Linked DNA regions of Homo sapiens: region 1 is linked to region 2. Evidence: read pairs that join two places in POLR2A ChIA-PET (ENCODE). Cell type or tissue: PC-9. All regions are shown on one strand. Each heading gives the region's core, and the rest is flanking DNA. Links, peaks and the distances in the headings are about the cores only. Region 1 overlaps LOC105372809 (a long non-coding RNA gene). Region 2 overlaps TMPRSS2 (transmembrane serine protease 2).

Evidence for each region. Peaks named below come from ENCODE experiments on the same cell type or tissue, not always from the same donor. Only the 100,000 strongest peaks of a DNase experiment are listed, where the experiment ranks them.
Region 1: POLR2A ChIA-PET joins it to region 2 with 5 read pairs; 3 of 35 experiments call an interaction of 5 or more read pairs at or near these places.

Annotation. Positions count from the first base shown.
Region 1 is chr21:41,563,216-41,567,609 of GRCh38, reverse strand. It overlaps LOC105372809 (a long non-coding RNA gene), which reads left to right. Exons shown (of 5, transcript XR_937738.1): 2 at 3,727-4,394. Among named protein-coding and RNA genes, the nearest start is that of PCSEAT, 15 kb to the left of the region's middle. In PC-9, for the core only: no CTCF peak of the experiment used is centred there; a DNase peak (open chromatin) is centred at 2,519.
Region 2 is chr21:41,480,808-41,485,201 of GRCh38, reverse strand. All of the region lies in intron 5 of TMPRSS2 (transmembrane serine protease 2), which reads left to right. Among named protein-coding and RNA genes, the nearest start is that of TMPRSS2, 25 kb to the left of the region's middle. In PC-9, for the core only: no CTCF peak of the experiment used is centred there; no DNase peak of the experiment used is centred there.

The DNA of each region.
Region 1 (4,394 bases), core at 289-4,288, 82 kb before region 2:
AGGCTTACAATCCTTACAAGAATAGATGGAATCCATCCATCCATTCACCCATCCATCCATCCATCCTTCCATCCACCCACCCACCCATCCACCCATCCATCCATCCATCCATCCATCCATCCATCCACCCATCCACCCATCCATCCATCTACCCACCCATCCATCCATCCATCCATCCATCCATCCATCCATCCATCCATTCATCCATCCACCCACCCATCCATCCATCCATCCATTCTGTTTTGCTGGAGAAGCAAAGGAAACTCCCTCCCCTTTCCTGGCCTTCAGCTGCTGCCTTCCTGTGGCAGGACGCAGACCATGCTTTCCCTCTGAGTGGGACGGGGTCCCCCATTGCCCTACCCTCTGCAAGGCTTCCTGGTGGTGGGGGGGACCTGATTGCTGTTCTCCAACTCCCCCAACCAATCCCACCCAGGTGACTGAGGAGGAAACAGGAAGTCAGCTCTTGGGCTCCTCATCTCCAGGAGCCACCTTGAAAGACTCTGTGGCCCCTTTGCCCTCTGGATTACAAATTAGGGTTCGAGGTGCCCCTAGGGAAGCCAAGTCTGGGACAATTGTCTGGATAACTCAGTCGAAGCCAGATCTGATTTAAGGAAATATTGAAAAATATTTAGCTTGATGATAAACCTATCCTTCATCATCTGTTGGCCTTTGGACAATATATTTAATCTCCTTAAGCCTCAATTTCCTCATCCCATAAAATGAGCTGGCGGTGGTGCCTCCTCTGCAGGCTAGTTATGTAAACTCACTGTGATAAACTTGCAAAGTGCTGAGGATGGCAAGGCCTTCACTTGGCACAGCCCACGCCTGGCTCACCTGGGCTGGAGCAGGTGGACAGAGCAGGCACTGAGACAGGCTCCTAGAGGTACCAGGCAGACATCAGCTCATCCCCCAGAGCAACTGTAGGGATGTGCGGTGCTATAAAAGCATGAACTCTGGGATGTGAGCTCATCAGAGAGGTCAGGGAAAACCTCATCAAGGAAGGAGAGCTTTGAGGCCAGAGTTGAGGGGGATTCAGCAGGATTAACCAGGCAAAGAGGGGGAAAGAGCATCCAGGTAAAAGGAACAGGTGTGCCAGGTTCCCCAGGCAGGAGGCACTGCGAGAGGCGAGCTGGGTGAGCCCAGGCACGTGCTCAAGGCAGAGGGTTTATCCCATTCCAAACCACTGTTGGGTTTTAACAAGAAGGAGACTTGCTCAGATGCCAGAGTTCATCCAATTTCCCCCCATCGTGCTGTCTTCCCTCTTTCAATCTAAAAATCAATCTGAAATTGAGATTTTCCCGTTAGATTTTTTTTTTTTTTTGAGACGGAGTTTTGCTCTTGTTGGCCAGGCTGGAGTGCAATGGCACGATCTTGGCTCACTGCAACCTCCGCCTCCCAGGTTCAAGCAATTCTCCTGCCTCAGCCTCCCGAGTAGCTGGGATTACAGGTATGTGCCACCATGCCCAGCTAATTTTGTATTTTGTATTTTTTTTTTTTTGATAGAGCCGGGTTTCTCCATATTGGTCAGGCTGGTCTCGAACTCCTGACCTCAGGTGATCCACCCATCTCAGCCTCCCAGAGTGCTGTTTTTTTTGTTTGTTTGTTTGTTTTTTGAGTTGGAGTCTGAGACCCTGTAGCCTAAGCTGAAGTGCAGTGGCACGATCTCGGCTCCCGGGCTCAAGTGATTCTCATGCCTCAGCCTCCAGAGGAGCCGGGTCTACAGGCAAGCACCACCACACCCAGCTATTTTTTTTTTTCTTGTATTTTAGTAGAGACGGTGTTTCCCCACGTTTCCCAGGGTGATCTCAAACTCTTGAGCTCAGGCAATCCTCCCATGTCGGCCTCGCAAAGTGCTGGGATTACAGGCGTGAGCCACGGTGCCCAGCCTAGATTACGATCAATTGTATCACACTGCAACATTAGTAAATAACTTCTAAAGTTCAAGTAGACAAAGTGACTCCTTTCCAGAACATACACAATTTGAACAACACTGAATCTTGGTCATTTGGGTCATTTGTAGGCCATCCCCACACCCAGCAGTAAATTCTGCGAGCTAATTTTAAACACAACCTTTGGTAACCATAACTGAAAAGATGCAGTGACAATTGCTTGAAGGACTATAGTAGATATCATGTGATAAAATTCAGTTTGACTTTTTTGCAGGGGGACTCACACAGTCTTGTAAAAAGAAAGCTAGCAGTGTCATGACTGACATTTGAACTAGATTGTCAGGGGTCTTTACTGCAAAGTTTTGGGGACAGGGAGAGAATACTATTTCCTGTAATGGAAGAAATGAACACTTGGTGAAGATTCCACATGGGAACGTGTTGTGTGTTGATTGAGGGCAACTCTGGGGCACTAGGAAATCCAGGTAGCTTGTCAGGTGATCAATCACGTGAGATGAGAAGGGCGAGAGAACAGAGGGGCAGCCTGCAGGAAGTGTATGCAGCACTGAATGGCTTCCAGATGTCGGTTGAGAAGAAAGCTGTAAAAAAAAACGAAAAACAAACAAAAAAAAAGATTTAGCAACAAGGAAACAACCAGGCATATGAGAGCAACGTTTTGCTCTAGTTTTCCGGAACAAGTGACTCACAAGCCTCACTGGTCACCACAGAAACTGAACCGTCTGCTAAATGCAGCGGGAATGCAGGAAGGTGTTAACATGTGGGGCGAGTGCGATTCTAGGCATTTCCTGCACTGTTGGAACAATTAATTGTTATTATTATTTTGAGAGAGGGTCTCACTCTGTCGCCCAGGCTGGAGTGCAGTGGTGGGATCAAGGCTCACTGCAGCCTCGACCTCCCCTGGCTCAGGCGATTCTCCCACCTCAGCCTCCTGAGTAGCTGGGACTACTGATGCACCACCATGCCCAGCTAACTTTTTTGTATATTTTTGTAGAGTTGGGGTTTCACCATATTGCCCAGACTGGTCTTGAACTTCTGGGCTCAAGTGATCTTTCTGCCACGGCCTCCCAAAGTGCTGGGAATACAGGCATGAGCCACCATGCCAGGCCTGAAATGATTAACGGTGTTCAGGAAGAAACTGAGACTCAGAGAGATGAAGGCAATGGGGTCACCTGTGGGTAACGACCAGACCCCTAGTTCAAACCCAGTCTGGTCCATCTGACTGCAAACTCCACGTGCCTTTCTCTCTGCCTTGCTGCCTTCGAAAGGGCAAACGTGAACCATTCCCAGGTACACCCAAGCGCACATTTTTACATGTTTTCTTTATTACTTTTATTTTATGTTATTTTATTTTTTTGAGACAGAGTCTCACTCTGTTGCCCAGGCTGGGGTGCAGTGGTACCATCTCAGCTCACCAAAACCTCCACCTCCTGGGTTCAAGTGATTCTCCTGCCTCAGCCTCCCAAGTAGCTGGGATTACAGGCGCCTGGCACGATGCCCGGCTAATTTTTGTATTTTTAATAGAGATTAGGTTTCATGACATTGGCCAGGCCGGTCTCAAACTCCTGAGCTCAGGCAGTCTGCCCTCCTCGGCCTCCCAAAGTGCTGGGATTATAGGCATGAGCCACTGAACCCAGCCACCTTTTACTAAACAGAGAAATAAGGATTCTCAAGCTGAAAATATGTATCAAGTCTGAAATCAAAGAGAGTTTTAGTTACTATCTACTTTTTCCTGGAAGCTCCATCAAATGTAGCAGAAAGAATATCTAGAGAGGAAGAAGAAAATTCAGCATTGTCACCTTTCCCAAATCTTTCATTTCAGGAGAGAGAGAGGCACATGGCTCCAAACAATTCTGTGAAAAAGCCTCTGCGTCCTGCGTGTTGAGCCATTTGCAGGACATCCCAATGCCCAGCAGTGAACTCTGCCAGCTAATTTTAAACACAACCCTGAGCCGCTGCTGCAGCCCCTCCATGGCTCTCAATCGGATTGTGAGGGCAGCGCCTGGGACTTGCCGGACTCTCTGTCCTCCGGGCTCTTTCAGGACCCGTCCCCTTCAATCTCTCCGTGCCCCCTTCTCATACTCATGGGTCCCTCCAGTCCTCGTAGGGTCTCCTTCCTACATTTCCGTCAAACTTCTCGAAATCACATCCGCTACCTGCAGCTTCTCACCGTCCCCCTGCACTCTGCCTCTTGCCATCTGGTGTCCACCTAGAACTCAGTAGAAATTGCTGGGGAGGGAAGAGATGGGAAGGACATCTTCTTTCAAGAGCCAGTTCCTCCTCCACCATCTGGACACACCCAGGGTGCTTGACACCTGGAGGATAAACATCTTCCAGCCTGGACTCCCAGGACTCCAGGACCATGAGCTTCCTGCTGGGGCAGCCAGAGGCCCAGCTGTCCAGACCCAGGGGTCTTCTTCAGGCAGGTCAAGAAGCAAAGGGGAGGATGAAGAACAGGAGGTGGGAGGCGGGTCACCTCTGGTTGGAGCT
Region 2 (4,394 bases), core at 252-4,251:
GAAGTACAAAAGGGTATGCTGTGAAAAATCTCTTCTTCCTTGCTCTGCTTACTTACCTACCCCGCATCCCCCCATACACCCCAGACACACACACACACACACACACACACACACACACACGCATCACTCCCATACATGCCCACCTGTTTACCAGCCAATCACATTTCTTGGGGCAACTCATCTGAGTTGCTTCTCTTTCCAGAGAGTTTTTGCATAAAGAAGCACAGGTATTTCTGCGTTACCATGACCCTATTTCCCAGTGGTTCCTAGCCAGTTGACTCTCCTGCACTGGATACCATCCTGGACAGCATTCCTTAGGGAAATGAGCCCCCTGTTTTTTCCCACCATGGCACAGTTGGTCCTTTGCATGGACGCACCATTATTGCCCCTGTCTCTTCTTGGTGGACCTTAAGGTTTTCTCCATCCTTTTGCTGTAACACACACTGCTCCAAGTGTGTGAGCATATCAGTAGGAAACGCTTCCAGGAGTAGAACTGCTAGGTCAGAGGGCGTGTGGATCTGTAACCTGACAGACCTAGACCGGCTTCAGTTTGGTTTTATCCAGTTTCCATATTGATTATTCATATAAAAGGAAACAGACAAACATAACGCTGTGCATGTATTCTCTCTTAGACCAGAACAGGCATAGGGTGCACTTTTAATTTGTCCATTTCGTAGAGTAGAAATTGTTTTTGCTGAAATGAACACCTTAGGATGCTGAAGAATATGACCCGTCCCATGGAAAACATTCAAAAATGTGTGTAGCGCTTTCTTCCCAAGGGTGTGTGTGCGCATATTTTAACACTAATTCACTTTCTACTTCCGTTGCTATCCTTTCTGTGAGTCTTTCTCAGAATCTCAGAAAAGAAACTAAATTGTTCACTCTAGTTATCAATGCTGTACTCTATACCTGGAATTTGCTAAAAGGGCAGATTTTAAGTATTCTCACCACAGAAAAGAGAAAAGAAAATGGTAATTATGTGACGTGGTGGACATGTTAACTAGCTTTATTATGGTGAGCATTTCACAGCGGATATCCAGTCATCACGCTGTACACATTAAACATGTACAATTGGGTTTTTTTGAGACAAGGTCTCCTTCTGTCACCCAGTCTGGAGTGCAGTGGCTCAGTCATGGCTCATTGCAGCCTCGACCTCCTGGGCTCAATCCATCCTTCCCCCTCAGCCTCCTGAAAAGCTGGGGCCACAGGCATGTACCATCATGCCAGGCTAATGCATATATATTTATATTTTTTGGTGGAGATGGGGTTGGTCTCGAACTCTGGGCTCAAGTGATCCTCCCGCCTTGCCCTTCCAAAGTGCTGAGATTACAGGCATGAACCACAGCACCAGGCCTACATGTAAAATTTTTATTTGTCAACTATACTTTGACAAAGCTGAGAAAAAAAATCCTAATATTTAAAAAAAAAAAAAAAAGGACTAGCTTGAGACCTTTTCCAGCTCTCTGGCTTATCAGCTGCCGTCTCTTCCGGGTGCAGATAGCTGGAAGGGAAAGAAAATCCCTAAAATTACCCACAAGCCAAGAATGAAGTGTCTCCCTTTGAGCCACAGTGGCAGTTTTGTTTTTAATCATAGAAGTGTATTTTGAGCCGGGTGTGCTGGCTCACGCCTGTAATCCCCGCACTTTGGGAGGCCGAGGTGGGGGGCGGAGGGGGTGGGGATCGCCTGAGGTCAGGAGTTCGAGACCAGCCTGACCAACATGGAGAAACCCCGTCTCTACTAAAAATACAAAATTAGCCGGCGTGGTGGTGCATGCCTGTAATCCCAGCTACTCATGAGGCTGAGTCAGGAGAATCTCTTGAACCCAGGAGGTGGAGGTTGCGGTGAGCTGAGATCATGCCATTGCACTCCAGCCTGGGAACAAGAAAAAAAAAGAAGAAGAAGAAGAAGTGTATTCATTTCAGTTACTTTTAAAAAAGTGAACAGACTTTATATTTTAGAGCGGTTTTAGGTTTACAGAAAATGAAACAGACAGGGCAGCGAGCTCCTTGTACTCCTCCCCAGCACACAGTTGCCCTGTTATGAACATCCCACATCAGTGCTGTGCGTTCATTAACACCGATGAACCTGATGCATACATTATGATGAACTGAAGTCCTGGACTTCACCCTTTCTCTTGTACAGTTCTGTGGGATTTGACAAATGCATAATGCTGTACAGCCACAATGATAGTATCGTCCAGAGTAGTTCTCCTGCCTTAAAACCTCTTTTGCTGCACCTGTTTCTCTCTCCCCACTCACCCCAGCTATCTGATCTTCTTAGTGCCTCCGAAGTTTTGGTCTTTTCAGGATGTTGTAGCGTTGGAATCATGGAGTATGTAGCCTTCACCACATACACCTTCCTTCACTTTGTTGGCTTCCTTTACTTAGTAATATGCATTCAAGTTTCCTCCATGCCTTTTCATGGCTTGATAGCTCATTTCTTTTTAGCACCAAATAATATTCCGTTGTCCAGATGTAGCACAATGTTTATCCATTCATGTAACCTGTGACCGACTCACAGATAGGATGTGGAATCACTCACCACAGAGGCATTAGACAATAATCAGACCCAAGTCATTTCATGGGGGAACAAGCCCACAGGTACCAGACTGTCCAGTGAGTCAGGGCCACTCGTAGGAAGTAAGAAGAGAGGCTAGAGCATAGCCAGGTCCTCACTTTATACTTTAAGCCCATGTGTATTTCTCCCAAACCACACAGCATTGTTTCCATGCTTTCAGCTTTGCATGAATAACGTGATACTTGAACGCATCATTTATCACTTGCTCTCTTTCCCACAGCGCTGTTTTCAAGCTTCTTCCTGTTCATGATGCTCTGCTTAACCCTTAAGCTGCATGGGATTCTGTTCTGTGAATACGCCCACCCCATGTATTATCCTGCCCAGCAAAAAGTCCCCAAAACTCTGGATGGTGGTTACCTCTAGGGAGGGAGAGAAGAGATTGGGAATAGGGAGCGACTTCAACGGTGTTTGTAATGTTTTGTTTCTTTAAATAAAAGAGCTGAGATCATTTCAGCAGAATGTTGATTTAGAGTCTCCTGGACAATTTGTTGCTCAAAGTGCTCTCTTAAAGAGCACTTTAAAAAAAAAAACCTTTTATCTTATTATTTATTTATTTATTTATTGAGACGGAGTTTTGCTCTGTCACCCAGGCTGGAGTGGAGTGGTGTGATCTCAGCTCACTGCAACCTTTACCTCCTGGGTTCAAGCAATTCCCCTGCCTCAGCCTCCCAAGTAGGTGGGATTACAGATGCGTGCCACCACACTTGGCTAATTTTTGCATTTTAGTAGAGATCGGTTTCTCCATGTTGGCCAGGCTGATCTCAAACGCCTGACCTCAGGTGATCTGCCCGCCTTGGCCTCCCAAAGTGCTGGTATTACAGGCGTGAGCTACCATGCCTGGCTTATCTTATATATTTTTAAAAACAGCTTATTGAGATCTAATTTATGTACCATAAAATTCAAGTATATAATTCAGTGCTTTTATATATAAAACATATATATGAAATAGCTTATTGAGATATAATTTTTTATATAAAACAGCTTATTGATATGTAATGTATGTACCATAAAATTTAAATATATAATTCACTGGCTTTTATATATTCACGAATATGTGCAACTATCACCACAGTCAATTTTAGCATATTTTCATCAGCTCATAAAGAAACCCCAAGCCCTTGAACTATCACCCCATATCCCTCCTCCCAGCCCGTCCCTCCTACTCATAAGCAACCACTAATCTACTTAGTGTCTATAGATTTCCTACTCTAGGCATTCCATGTGAGCGGGATCATGCAATACGTGGGCTCACACAATATAAGTGGCATTCCATGTGAGTCGGCTCATGCAGTATGTCCGGCTCCTTTCACTGAGCATAAGGTCTTCAGCACTCATCCAGGTTGCAGCCTGTGTCTGAATTTCATTCCCTCTTCTGGCTGAATCGTATTCCATTGTGTATCTTGGACATATCCTATTCTGCTCACCCAGCCGTTGGTGGGCGTTTGGAGTGTTTTCGCCTTTCAGCTGTTTTAAGAGGGTTGCAGTGAACATTTGTACAAGTTTTGGACCCAATGCCTGTTTTCAATTCTCTTGTGTAGAGAGCACTTTTTAGCAGAAAAAGAATAGATTTGTGGCCTCCCTTTGTGTGCGGTCAGTGCCTTGAGAAGAGTGAACTGTGCTGCCACCTCCGGAGCCGTGGAGAGCGCGGGGCTTGGGTAGCAGCTAGGACGATACAAGTTGGGACAAGGCCAGGTGCAATGGCTCACGCCTGTAATTCCAACACTTTGGGAGACCGAGGCAGGGGGATCACCTGAGGTCAGGAGTTCAAGACCAGCCTGGCCAACATGGTGAAACCCCATCTCTAATAAAACAGAAA